Linked DNA regions of Homo sapiens: region 1 is linked to region 2. Evidence: chromatin contacts called from ENCODE Hi-C or POLR2A ChIA-PET data. All regions are on one chromosome and are shown on one strand. The core of a region is the stretch at or near the end of the contact, and the rest is flanking DNA. Distances in the headings are between cores, read along the strand shown.

The links. Hi-C counts contacts between places; a loop is a spot of excess contacts on that map. ChIA-PET counts read pairs that join two places held with the same protein, here RNA polymerase II (POLR2A). Pooled maps may share reads with other maps.
Region 1: a loop to region 2 is called in a pooled map, with 4 times the contacts of the local background. The contact joins the enhancer-like site here to the promoter of CASC15 in region 2. A Hi-C loop is called at or near these places in 1 of 37 single-sample maps with no recorded cell type and 8 of 50 pooled maps. POLR2A ChIA-PET finds 5 or more read pairs at or near these places in 1 of 52 experiments (WTC11).

What each region holds. Positions count from the first base shown.
Region 1 is chr6:22,068,210-22,074,873 of GRCh38, forward strand. All of the region lies in intron 8 of CASC15 (cancer susceptibility 15), which reads left to right. Among named protein-coding and RNA genes, the nearest start is that of NBAT1, 76 kb to the right of the region's middle. Within about 2 kb of position 3,587, at least 12 of the 41 ENCODE cell types and tissues checked have a DNase peak (open chromatin) inside an H3K27ac peak, as active enhancers do.
Region 2 is chr6:21,663,555-21,670,832 of GRCh38, forward strand. It overlaps CASC15 (cancer susceptibility 15), which reads left to right and starts at 2,859. Exons shown (of 12, transcript NR_015410.2): 1 at 2,859-3,091; 2 at 5,093-5,345. LOC124901483 reads right to left here and starts at 2,506. Exons shown (of 3, transcript XM_047419653.1): 1 at 2,498-2,506; 2 at 2,093-2,261; 3 at 987-1,404. The coding sequence starts at 2,506. The coding sequence ends at 1,001. RefSeq lists a silencer at 2,124-2,418.

The DNA of each region.
Region 1 (6,664 bases), core at 2,337-4,836, 410 kb after region 2:
TTACAGAAATGTAGCAAAAAAAGGAAGAGTGTAGTCTTACATCCCTTGCCTGGTTCCTTTTCTTGTTACCTTATTATGTATGCTTGTCAAAAAAAATTCAACATTGGGACTTGCCTATTAAATGACTCCACAGTTTGGGTTTTTTTTTTTTTATCTTTATATTTCACTGGTTCTTCCCTAATATCCTTTTCTGTTCCAGGGTCATACTGGATACGACATTGCATTTAGTAGTCATGTCTCTTTAGATTCCTCTGAACTATGAGGGTTTTTCAGCCTTTCCTTGTTTTAATGAGCTTAACAGTTTTGAGGCGTGCTGGTCAGATATTTTGTAGAATGTCCTTCAACTGAAATTCATCTCATGATTGGACTTGGTTATGGGTTTTTTCAGAGGAAGACCACAGAGGTGAAGCACCATTCTCCACCATCATATCAAGAGTACCTATGATCACCATGACGTATCACTATAGATGTTGATCTTGATAACCTGGCTGAGGTCATGGTGCCAAGTCTCTTCACTGCAAATTTGCCTTCCCCCGACTTTTTCCCATACTGCACTCTTTGGAATGAAATTACTAAGCACATGTCATAGGGTTATTTTAAGGTTTAAGTGAGATGATGAAGCTTGTGGTATAAAACCCAGTGCTTTAGAAAACACTCATGAATGTCAGTTGCTACTGTAGTTGCTGCCTTTACACTAGTCCCTTTCAATACATGAAAGCTAGTATTCTTTAGAGCTGCTTTCTCATAATTATACAGTTCTCAGCCATTTGCTGATATTGATCAGAAAGTAAAAATAACAAAAAAGAGTGCTCACACACCTTTCAAACGAGATGCCTGTATACAAAGTCACTCTAGGATGGAAGGATACGAATTCTCTCAAAGTTTACCATGGAGAGACTCTACTAAACTGGGATTATCAGCCTCTGGTCCTGTTTCATGTGATGGAGTCAGTCATTGATGACAGAGCTGGTGGGTTCTGGTTGGTCTTGGGCATGAGAGGGAGAAAGAAAGTTTAATTTAGGAGCTGAGCCTGAAAAATTGGTGAGGTTTTTTTTTTTCTTCCTCTGGTGATAGCTTTTGGGTAGAATTTTGAGTTCTTACTGGAATAAACGATCTTCAGCACTTCTCTGTGAAATGAAGGGCTTGTTCTGGGACCTGAAATGCTTCAAACCCTGTGCAGTTGTTGCCAGAGTGGCTGTCTGAGCCTGGATAATAGAGCCTGGAGTCCTATGTAACCATGTCTGTTGGAATAAATAAGAACAGCTGGTCGCTTGTACAGATACTGTTGGCATGAATTTTTTATTTAAGTCTCTCCATGTATCTAGTAAACAGTAAGCAGTATTCTAACATTACTAAAAGCCTCCTAAGTCTCCCACCAATAAATTTCCTTCACTCTTCCCCATTAAAAGTTCAGGGAGTAGGGCAAGGTTAATGTACCAGAGAAGGAATGGTAGGGAAGTATTTCTGAGCTGGAGAAAATAAGGTTCTTCTTCTGTGTCTCTTTTCCCATTTGACCTTCTAGTTTCTCTCTCAGATAACACATTTTTTTTTTTGGACTATTTCTTGGGAAAGCAAGATTTATACGATATTCTTTTGCTGTTTCTTATGTATAAGAGAGACTTATTCGTGTTAAAATGGAATACTCTGTCCCTGAGCGCTTAATGGGAAAAAAAATTTGCATTTGTGTTAAGGGGTAGGTGAGTGGTAAAATATTCTTTTGGTTTCTTTTAAATGTCTAGCAAGGAAACTCTTCCATGTATCTTTATGAATTTTTGTCTCAGAAAGCTTACTAGAGACTAAACACTCCTTCACTGTCCTATAGAGAACCAGAGATGTACTTAAAGAACATAGATGATGTCACGCATTCATTTTTTCTGTTTTTTTTTTTTCTTTCTTTTTGTTTTTGTTTTGAGACAGAGTCTTGCTCTGTCACCCAGGCTGGAGTGCAGTGGCACGATCTCAGCTCACCGCAACCTCTGCCTCCTGGGTTCAAGCGATTCTCCTGCCTCTGCCTCCCAAGTAGCTGGGACTACAGGTGTGTGACACCATGCCCAGCTAATTTTTGTATTTTTAGTAGAGACAAGGTTTTGCCAGGCTGGTCTCAAACTCCTGGCCTCAAGTGATCCGCCGGCCTTGGCCTCCCAGAGTGCTGGGATTATAGGCCTGAGCCACCACACCCAGCCTGTTGTTATCGTTGTTTTTAAAAGCAGAAAGAAATTTCCAGCTTAACCTGCCATATTAACCCTGGGGTGCTAAGAAGTGAGACCTATCAGAGACAATTGGCCCCATTGCTCTGTTATTTCTTTCGTCAAGGAGACATTGAGTTCCCTGCACTGGGTGCTAGGAATGTAAGTAAGAAGAAGATGGGATCTGTGTACCTTAGGAATCAAATGATAGTCTTTATGTGCTCTGGTACAGGTCTGTGTGTGTGTGTGTGTGTGTGTGTGTGTTTCTTTCAAGCCTTTGTGAGACTCCTATGGCAATTAGGAAGGCTCACAGATATTCTGATGGCCTTCCTTGGGCACACTCAGCACAGTTGTACTTTCTTGCCTCCTTTAAGTCTAGGCATGACTATGAAAGTGGCTTGCCATGAAATGTGGCAGAAGTCACATGTGTCACTTCCCAGATGAAGCTTTAAGAGTTGCCATGTGATTTGCTTCATCCCCTTCCCCTTACATTGGTTGAAGCACAGGCCACGAGAGAGCCTACACAGTCTGGTCATGTGATGAGGGGCTATGATGGAAAGACCTCCCGACCGAGGTTGAACATGTCATGTAAGCAAGAATTAAGCTTCAGTTACTACAAGTCATGGGGATTTAGGTAGAGGTGGTGTGTTCCTGCAGCATTATCCAGCCTGTCCTAAGTAATGCAGTCAGCATTCTTATCTCTTTAGAGTTATAGGAATTAAGGCCTCAATGTTGGGCTGTGGAGGGGATGTTCACAGTTGTGATGGTGGCAGCAGTGGTGGAAAATCTGTACATGTGGTAGTTATTGATGCACAAAAATTGGGCATCAGTTTTTAGAGGTGTGACCTACATTTCAGTATCGTTGTTAAATATCTGTAGGGAGATTACATCCCTTCTGACACTGTATGTCTAATTGTCAGTGAATATCTTTATATAATGAAACATAATTCTAAAGAAGGAAAAAACTCAAAGTATGTACACACACGCACATGCACACACACACACACACACACACGCACACACACACCCTCTAGTTTATTCTCCCAAGAATTATATGAGAGATTTTAATGTTGTTCTACTGGTTGAGTGCCAGGAAGAATTTCTTGGGTGGATATAATGCTTAATTTATATTTGGGGAATTTCCACTGCTAAATCAGTGCTTGTAAAGTTTAAAAAGAAAAGAGGGGGAGGGTTGGAGAAGGGGACCAAAAAAAAAAAAAGCCCAGGGATGTGGTTGACAATATTCCTTTTAATTTAAAGCCACCTGAAGGCTTCAGCTGAATAATAAAGTAATTCCCATATGGTTTCCGTTCTTTCAGTGTTAGAACCTCTGAAATGCAGTCTACTTTTAGCCTTGGCTTCTGCATGCCTCTTTGTCAGGCTGAAATGCTTCCCGTCTGCTTGCTCTGGTAGGAAATGGAACCAAAGCCGACTGCTCTGGGGGACGAGTTCCCAGGCTTTGCTTTCTATTTGGCAAACGTGGCTCATGTGATGGGAGGCACTTCTCCTCCAGGGCACTCTTGACTCTCTGACAGACAGGACCAGCTCTGAAGGTGGCTGCAAGTTTTCATTAATGCCAGAGCTCGCTATAGGCACTTTTCTCCCTCCCTTACAATTCTGTTTACAATAAACTTTCCCTCAAAGGAAAAACCCAGGATTCATATGAGTTTCGTTGTTTTCCCTGGAAAGAAGTTTTTGTAACCCTCAGACTCTTTAGAAGGGAAAACATCCAGTAAATCCTGAAATCTGACTGCAGAGTTATTTTTCATTATTTGTACTTTCATTAATTCAAATTCCACCAAAAAACTTTTCTCTTTTTCCTGCCCTGTGTAAGTTTACTTTCCCCCCTGTGTTCATATGAGTTCATGAAATACTTAGGAAGTATATGAAAAATGTTTCAGAAACACAGTTGTGTTATATGATGCTTACCCAAATCCTGCTGAAGTAAGTGAAAAGACATTCCCTCTCCCTACCCCTTCTTTTTCTCCCCTTCTCTCTCCTAACTTTCTGTGTTCAGAGTCAATGCAAAGGGCCTTCATTTTTAATGTTAATTTTAAAAATAACTAGTTTTCTTTTGAGGTAAACTTAGGGAAAGCATATGTGTTTGGAGATATATATCTCCATATATAAATATTTACATTTACATTTACATTTGGAGCTCAAGTTTTTCATTTTATTTTTCAAACATGTTGAATTAAACTAGCTAAGGACTGGAAACCCACCATGACTATTTGCTGTGGGTTGTATGATCACTATTCTGGCTTGAATTTTTGAACTTCTACAGCAACATCTTTAAAGTGCCATGAGATAACTTTGCTGTTGCTCAAAAAGAAGCTCTTTAGGAAGTCGGAAAACAGGAATTCTGGTGCTACTTTATGGTGATAATGTCACTAACTTTGTACCTTTTTGTCCATTTAAAAAATGAGATCAATGGTGCTGGCCTTTCCACTTTTCATGTAGTTGCAAAATCATTTCTTCATGCAAGGACAATCAAAATATATGAATAACGTGGCCTGAATATTTGGAAGAAAAGTCCTGCAAAAGTGTAGGCTGATGGAAGCAGAGGAAGAACATTTTATATTGAAGAACAAAGGAATTTCAAAAGAAATGGTGTTACCAGCTCTTTCAGTTGACCAGACAAGTACCAAGTGTTTGGGACTTGTTCCCATCCCAACAAAGCCAGCATTTTGAGGAGGCCTCTCTGGCAGGGTCATTACATCAGCCAGTTTCCTCTCCATTTGAAATGAGAAAGTACATGTTAAGCACAGAGGCACTCTAAAGATGAACTCATGCCAAAATATGCCTTCATAAGCCTCCAAAGTCACTTGTGGGGTACAATGTCAGAATGAACATGATCTTATCTGGCCTATAAATTAAATGACACATTTTCTGTTTCTTGCACAATGTGTCCCTAAGTGGTGCTTCATGTGAGTTTCTAGAAATGCCTTCTGTAAACTAGACTAATATGCACATGTGCTTTTTCTTGATCTTTAATTGTTCATTACTAATATACGGACTTTGCATCAAATGTAAAGCAATCTCAACAACAGTCTCAATCAAGAGGAATGTCTCTGTGTCTTATAATTTTCCTCAACAGAAATTTTTAATGATACTACTTTTTAAAAAGCTCTCCTTCTGGTTTTCTTGGGTAATTTTACGTGGTATATTTAAAAATCTACTTCATGAGCTGAAGATACAGGCACTGTATTCTTTTCTTTAGCTCTCTGCACCATTCTACTTTCCAACATATATAAACTGTATATTTACTTCCTATTTCTAAGGTTGTTAGCAATGCTGTTCTGTAACCATTATGAAATCTCTCATGGTTCCTGTTCAGCTTGATACTAAAAATTGAAAGCCAGTAAGCAGTGTTTATGCTATATATGCAAATACTTTTCAACAAAGGGCCAGTTGGGATGCTCTGATTACATACTTTTCCAATTTCTTGACCCCTGTATCTCTCTATGAAAGGGGTCAAATGCAAGAGGCCAAATGAAGATTCTTTATTTAATTTTATCGCTGATTGAAACCATACAACAGTTAGTTTGCTTCAAACTTGACCTTCTTGCACAATTTGTTAACTCTCAAGTTTTTGATCTTTGTTTTTTCTTGCTGGGAGAAGAAATACAAGCCTTAAAAAAAGGAATTCTCTGTCTAGAGTCAATGTTGTTTTCTGTCATTAAACTTTTAGGATTGCTTTTAATCTCGGTGTTCTCAGATTTCATAATGATGTTTGGGTCTTATTAATCCTGATTGGTACTTAGAGAAATCTGGAAACTACGCCTCCCTTTGGCCCTGAGACATTTTCTCGCATTGTTTTGATATGTTTTCCCAAGGTTTTCTCTGGTCTTTCTTAATGGGACTCCTATCAGTCAGATGTTGCGTCCTCTGATTTGAGCCTCTGCGTCTCTTCTCTGTCCTTCATATTTTTCATCTTCCTGTCTTTGTCCTTATGATCTGGAAGATTTTGACTCTATCTTCTAATCCTTTCACTAATATTTTTCAGCAATCGAAATTTTGATTTCTTACCATTTGAGCTGGGAAACTCACTAGTGGGTATATATACAAAGGAATAGAAATCATTCTATTATGAAAATACATACATGTGTATGTTCATTGCACCACTGTTCACAATAGCAAAGACATGGAATCAACCCAAATGCCCATCAATGATAGACTGGATAAAGAAAATGTGGACACATACACCGTGGAATACTATGCAGCCGTAAAAAGGAATGAGATCATGTCCTTTGCAGGGACATGGATAGAGCTGGAAGCCATTATCCTCAGCAAACTAATGCAAGAACAGAAAATGAAACACCGTATGTTCTCAATTGTAAGTGAGAGCTGAACAATGAAAACACATGGACACAGGGAGGCGAACAACACACGCTGGGGTCTGTCAGGGTGGGGATGGGGGGAGTTAGAACATCAGGAAAAATAGCTAGTGCATGCTGGGCTTAATACCTAGGTGATGG
Region 2 (7,278 bases), core at 1,609-4,108:
TATTAAAGCTGTGGTGGCATCTGAGAAAAGATGGTATGCTTTTAAAAGGTAGGAGTGAACAGCTCATACATTGTCCCAGGAGTGGGCTTTATTACAGAGATGGGGGAGCTCTGACCTGTTGAAGACCAAGATTCCAGGAAGAAATGTTTGTTCACAAGCAGGTTGGGAAAGGGAGATACTTCAAACAGCTCTGAGAGCAATATTTCATAAAGACAGGCAGCAGGAAGAAAGCCTTCTTAAGGCCATATTGACTTTTGCACCTAGCAAATGACCCTTACTCTTCATTCCCATAAAAAAGAGAGAAACAAACAGTAAACATTTTCAAAGGATCGGTAATGTTTTAATAGCTCTGATTAGTAAGCGGAGTATTGGGTGTTATTTCGAAGTCAAAAATTCTATCTTGGTTGATTTACCCTATAACCTGGAGCATTTTCGAGAGGCAACAGAATGGAATTGTCTCAAAGTACTGACTTTTCATTATTTTCCACGCAGATCCCTGAGGATAACAGAAGGAAAGGTTTTGTCTGGGGGAGGGTAGGCTTCTCCCAAAAAGAGAATTCTGGAAGTCAACATAATTAAACAAAGAGGAAAATGTGCCAGACAGGAGTGGGTGGGGGCTGTTTTCTCTTTGTGGTTGGTTGTGGTGCGTTCAAGATTCCTCGCCTAAGATGAGGTTCCTGAGCTTCCAGTAGGCGACTGACTGCCCAAGAGACCCAGGGCTCCGCAAGGAGACGGCGCAGGTGTCGGGGCTCCCCGCAGGTGAGGAGGCCGACGTTCCAGGAGGTCCGCCCGGGCGGTCCCTGAGTCCTGCCTCGCGGCTGCTCGCTGGGATCCGAGGGCGGAACGGGACGCGCAGGAACCCGGCCCGACGGGCGCGGCTCACACCCGTGCTCTTCCTGCGCTCTCGGCCTCACTTTGCGGCCAGAGCCGCGGCCCTGCGCGTGGCCGGCGGCCGCTTCTTTATCTCCGACCCCACTGCCCAGTACTGTACGCGTCCAGACTAAAGAAACATCATTCGCTTAAGGGGCTGGGAAAAGCGCGTGCTCCGCTCGCCCTGGCACCGCGGGTCGCCCAGCTCGCAGACTGGGACGGGCGGTGCAAGAGGTGGTGCTCCCTGTCCAGGAGGGGACGCGGAAGAGGGCATCTCTGGTCCCGGGATGCGATTGTCCCGGTTTCTCCTTCTGGCCCACTCGCCGCGCGCACGAACTCTAGGGGAAGTTGGTTGTAAAGTTTCCGAGAGCGGCGTGGGCTGGTGCGAGTGAAGCGCGGGGCGGGGGAGGCGAGGACAGAAGCTCTCCTCGCGGCGTCTTTGTTCTGCTCTGGAGGAGAGACCTTGGCAAGGAGTCGCCGGGCGGGTGCAGGGACCTACCGCCACCACATTCCGGACCCAGCGGGAGCCCTCCTCTTAATGCCCCTCCCCCCGCAAGCCAACCCAGGACATAGCCCCCAGGTCCCCAAGGTTCCGTCTACCTCATCCTTCTACCCCCAAACTTCACCAACCCGAAAGGATTCCAAGTCTGGGATGGGGAGAAAGGAAAGAGGGTGGAGGCAAAGGTGCGCGACGGGCTGGATACCAACTGGAGGGTGGGTGTTCGCATTGAAATGTTTTTTTCTTTTGCCCTAGAAATTGCTTCCCCATGCGGGCCCCTACTCTCTCCCATTTCCCCCACCTCCCTGCTTTCTTTTTCTTCAATTCTAGTGGATCTAGAAGGAAAACGAGTGCTGCTCTGAGTCACTCAGCGAGCTAATGCTATGGCCCGAAGTTGGGATCAGGGTCGAGGGGTGGGGGACCATGTGGATGGGGTCCCAATTCTGGAGGTTGAGAATGACTGGAAGGGACCTGGGGAAGGGTCGGGAGCTGTTCCTGGTCCGAGACACCTGATTTGTCCCGGACAAGGCAGTGGGGGAGGGGAAGGAAAGAGGGGATGCTCGGCTGGGACGTGTCGCGGCAGGGGGTGGAGGATGAGGAGGCGGCCTGGGACCCCGAGTCAGATCTTTGGGGTGAGCACGAGGACGTGGTGTAGGGAAGAGGACGAGTGAGCAGCGCCTGGCTGTAGGGTCAGAGGGCGCCTGGTCATCCTGAGAGCCTTGCCTTCGCAGTTTGAGATTAGGGGAAGTTCGGGGCCTGAGAAGGTGGGCGCGATGCTGGAGCTGGGAATTCTTCCTCGGAGCCCCTGGACCGAGTTGCGCTGCGCCTGCAGCAACAGGTAGCCCCGAGGGATGGGCGGAGGCCCCGGCCGAACCCGGAGCTGGCCTTTGTCCTGCCAATTAGAGGGCTCTCCAGAGGGACAGCGTGGGTGGGGGTAGGTGGGGAAGGGCGGGAGAGGAGTTTCCTAACACTTGGAGCCCCTTTGAGTTGTTCTGTGTATTGGGTGGAGGAGGGTGAATCCGAGAGGAGGGAGGAGGGTGAATCCGAGAGGAGGAAGGAGGATGAAGAGCCTAGCCTGCGCCCCACCTCTGATTGTGTAAGCGCCTTTATCTAGGGTTGACCCCCTACCCTTTGCATTTTGTCTCTTGGGATGACGAAAAATGGACAGAAACTCGACGCCCAAGTGAATGTTTCACATTGATTGGCAGGGAAAGTGCAAACAAAGAGGTGCATCTCCGGGAAACAATGATTTTGGAGATCCCCTGCCCACCACCCCAGACTTGTGCGCGGTGCGGAGGGGGCCAGGGCTGGCATCTCCCGGGGAAAGTTTCGAGCCTGGCAGTGGGAGGAGACCGTCTGGGCAGAGTTGTGATGAACTGGGGACCGAGCAGCCCCAGCTCGCCTCGGAGGTTCCCGAGCCGGGCGGGAGATGCGGGGAGAGGGAGGGGGCGGGGAGGGAGGGGAGGGAGAGAGGAAGAAGGGGTGAGAGGGAGAAACCTGCCGCCGCTCGCCGCCTCTTTGTCTGCTCCGGGACTTGGAACAAAAGGGGGAACTCTGATGAACTCTCTTTCCTCCCCTCTCCCCCGGACGCCGGGGTATCTCCCTCTCGCAACTTTGCCGCCCCGACTTTCTCTGCTGTCAGGCCGGGAAAAAGTGTCCGAACGCCTCGTGGACTGCAGCGGGGGAAATGTCCCTTAAAAGTGCGACGAAGTGGGGAAGAAGGTGAGTGGGGACTGTTGTCTTGTTTACCTCTCTCCCCTCAACTCGCCCCGCTCCCCGCCCTTCGGAGGGCAGAGGAGTAGCCCAGTGGCAAAGTTTGGCTGGTAAATTGTACCTCCTTTCCCCGTTCCCTTCTCTTTTGTTCTTTAAAGAACTCGCGCAATTGTTTCATTTGTTTATTTTTAATAGGCAAAAGCCAAGTAGGCATTTATCTTATGTGCTTCTTTATATGAGGGGCTGGGGGGATGGGGAGGAGGGTTTCAAAAGGGTGGGGTGAGGGGGTATTGCTTCGCGTTCTTCCAGCTGCACTCATGTAGGGATGAATATGCAGAAATTGAGAGGGTCAAGTCCAGCCTCGCCCCCACCCTAGCCCTGACCCTGGTCATGCAAAAGAAAGCGATATGGATATGGGGGTCGTTTGTATAACTTAGCTGTCTGCAGAGCGCTCTGTAGATACCACGCACAATATAAAAACGCTGCAACAATGGAAGGAAGAAAGGTTTGGGTTGGAGGGGATTGGTCCCTTGTGTTAGCGGTCAAGGAGAGGTTTACAACAAACAGCTAAGAGTTCAGAAAGTTTTCTTCGGGGCTGAGATGGGGTGGAGGAAGCCACAGGTTACAGACTGTCAGAGATGCAGGGATGGAGGGGATGGGGCCTGGACCACTAGTTAGAGCCATCCCGTCCGCCCCTTTCAGTTTCACGATCCACCCGGAATAACCCAGGCAATCCTTGGTATCCGTCCTCACCTCTCTCACTTTCCATCACCCCCCGCCCCCAACCCCACTTCAGTGTGTTTGAATAGAAAGCAGAACGTGAGCCCCAGAAGCTCCTCTGACCCAGCCTTCCGCCCCGCCTTTTGTGTTTTAACCTTTTGTTTCTATCTGCCACGCCCGTCCAAAAGAGGGATGGCTGTTTCTGCTGCTGCGGGGTGAAGAGGCAGCGCAGTCCACTCCGTTTTTATAGGCTAAGGAAGACGCCCTAACTTTGTTTCCTAAGTAGCTTAACTTAGGAATGTTTCTAGGTTGGGTCATGCGCGAATGAGGGGAACACTCAACACCCAGTAAACGTTGCCACTTTAGGTACAATTTCTCCCAGCGCTTTTCCACTTTATACAGGAGTTGTTTATCCCATACTGTCATTTGGTTTGTAGAAAAAGCATTTTGGGGGCCGGGCGCGGTGGCTCACTGTAATCCCAGCACTTTGGGAGGCCGAGACATGTGGATCGCTTGAGGTCAGGAGTTCGAGACCAGCCTGGCCAACATGGCGAAACCCCGTCTCTACTAACAATACAAAAATTAGCTGGGCGTAGCGGTGCGTGCCTGTAGTCCCAGCTACTTGGGAGGCTGAGGCAGGAGAATCGCTTGAACACAGGAGGCTGAGGTTGCAGTGAGCTGAGATCGTGCCATTACACTACAGCCTGGGTGACAGAGCCAGACTTTGTCTCAAAAAAAAAAAAAAAAAAAGGAAAAGCATTTTGGAGACTGAAGTTGGGGGTTTATTGAAAGTGGGCAAATGTATGCCTTATCTGAGGTGATATCTAAATATTAGGAATATGCAGAATAGGCTTTTTGAATTCTACATGCAGAATAACCTAAAGGTTATTATCTTCAGGTATGTTTTGTGAGATCATTTCTGATGCCAGGATAGTTTATTACCTTCTCCACTTTCTTCTCTCATATATTCCCAAGTGCTAGAGGCTTTCCTCACTTCCTTGGACTTACTTTTGACAAGACAAATGAAACATCAAAGCGCATGCACTGTCAATAACTTGAGGAAACGCCCAAACATTGTCTTTTAACTTCTTCAACTTTTGATTCTGTATAGTAGTAGTTACTATTGAAGTAGTTACTATTGTACCTAGAAATGATTCAACTGCTAGAACTATGTAGTTTTGAGTTTTCATATCAAAGACTGAAATATATTATTGCAACAATTACTTTCTTTTACAAAGTGAGGAGGCAGAATGACCTGGAAGCTAACTTTAATTAATTTCAATTGTATAGGTGTAATTACTATTATCAGCATCTAGAAAGCATCATGAATTTGCTGGAGTACTTCCTAGCACTGACCTCCTTCATTCTGCGTTGTTCTTACTGGATCTTTCCATCAGCCAACAATATGGAAGTACCAATACAAGGTCAAATCATTCCTGGATTCATCTGGAGTTGCTTAAAAGTTAAATCATTGGAATTTTTGATGATACCTTTTCTATATGGATTACAATTTGATCGCTGGGAATTCTCCACCTTAAAGAAGGTATGTTGCTTTTTAGATACTCTACGAGGACTTCATTTTTGGTCTGGGGCTTATACCCAGAGATTTGACTAGTTATTTTGAGCGGCTGTGTTATCAGAGTGATTTATGACTTTGGACTTCCTTGTTTTAAACTGTTTTCTGTAGATCCTTTCTTATTTAGGATGATGATTTGGGTATTTGTGATGGAATTTTATTAATTTTACCATCTGTTCTTCAACATTAGCACACATAATGAATGCAGATTATATGGTCACTAAGGAAATTTTGTAATGATGATGCATCCAGCAGGGAAATATCCTACTTTATTTGTGATTGATTTGCTTCTTAAATATTGCAGTAGATATTTCTAAGTTCTGTGTTAGCAGAACTTATGTTGTTTGCATTACTATTATTTTTCTTCATTTTGACACTTCATTTTGGTAAACAAAATCCAAAAATGGCCCAAAATAAATGTCTAATGACTGGGAGTCTATATAAAATACAGTAAGTTCTCTCAGAGTGAAAACCTTGAGTTTGTAATAACAGAGCCCGTACATTTGTTTAACCTTTATGGCATACATCAAGTTTTTATAGTGGTCATAAGAGTCTTCTATTCCTTCTTTTAAGTCTTACAATTAGTTTTTGTTCACCTCTGTGAGAAAGTAGTTAAAAATTCACATAACTACTGTTGGTAATATAAAAAGTTAATTTTGATATATTTACAATCCTTGTTTAAGTGATTGTTTGCCATGGAAAGTAAGAACTTTCTTTCTGTGGTCTGGTCAAATAAATTAACTGGGAATTGGAAACATTTTTATCTTGTTATGAGGAAAAAAGGAACATTACAACTTGCTTCTTTCTAGCTGTATAAACATAAACAAGCTACTTAACCTTCCTGGGCTTCTGTTTGTTACCAATAAAATGAAGGTTAAGTTAAATAACTTAAAACATTTTTGAAATCTTTTAACATTAAGATTCTATGATTTGTTACTTGCTTCTATAAATAAGATACATCCTCTCTTGTAAAGTTTGTTTTTACATCATTGAACAATAGAGTTAACAGCATCATCAAGTTTTTTTTTTTTTTTTTTTTTTTTGTGTGACGGAGTCTTGCCCTTGTTGCCCAGGCTGGAGTGCTGTGGCGCGATCTTGGCTCACTGCAACCTCTGCCTCCCAGATTCAAGCAATTCTCCCACCTCAGCCTCCTGAGTAGCTGGGATTATAGGTGCCTGCCACCATGCCTGGCTAATTTTTGTACTTTTAGTAGAGACCGGGTTTCCCCATGTTGGCCAGGCTGGTCTCAACTCCTGACCTCAGGTGATCTGCCTGCCTCGTCCTCCCAAAGTGCTAGGATTACAGGTGTGAGCCACCGTGCCCCGCCTTGGCATGATAAACTTAATGTGATTTAATTACAATTATTTTGTTTGAATGCTTAGCTCAGGTAGCATTAGTTCAGGAAATATGCTTTAAATTTTCTGTAAAGTATACTCTCAACTAAGTGTTCTGTATGGAAATTTCAGATTTCCTTAAATGTTCTCAATAAAAGTTTGTCTGCTGGAATTTTTTTTTTGGAGGTGGAAAGTACAGTATTATTTCTCGACAAACGTTTTACCTACAAATATCTGAAGTCAATATGTTTGAATTTGTTATAATGGCCACTCAGAGTTGATATCAGAGATTTAGAAAGAGACTTTGGAGTAAAACAGACCTGAGTTCGAATCACAGCCTAGGCAATTACTATGATACCTCCTCCACGTTACTGGATTTTCATGGCTCCGAATTTCCTCATTTGCAATGTGTATATCCTAACACTTATCTCATATGGTTGTTGTAATATTTTTTTATGTAGGAAAAAACAGAGGGCTAGGCATCTGTAAACATAATAAAAAGTACTGTTACTTGCTTTCACAATGACTTAATGATGTTTTGTTACTTCAAACTTTCTTTGTTGTCT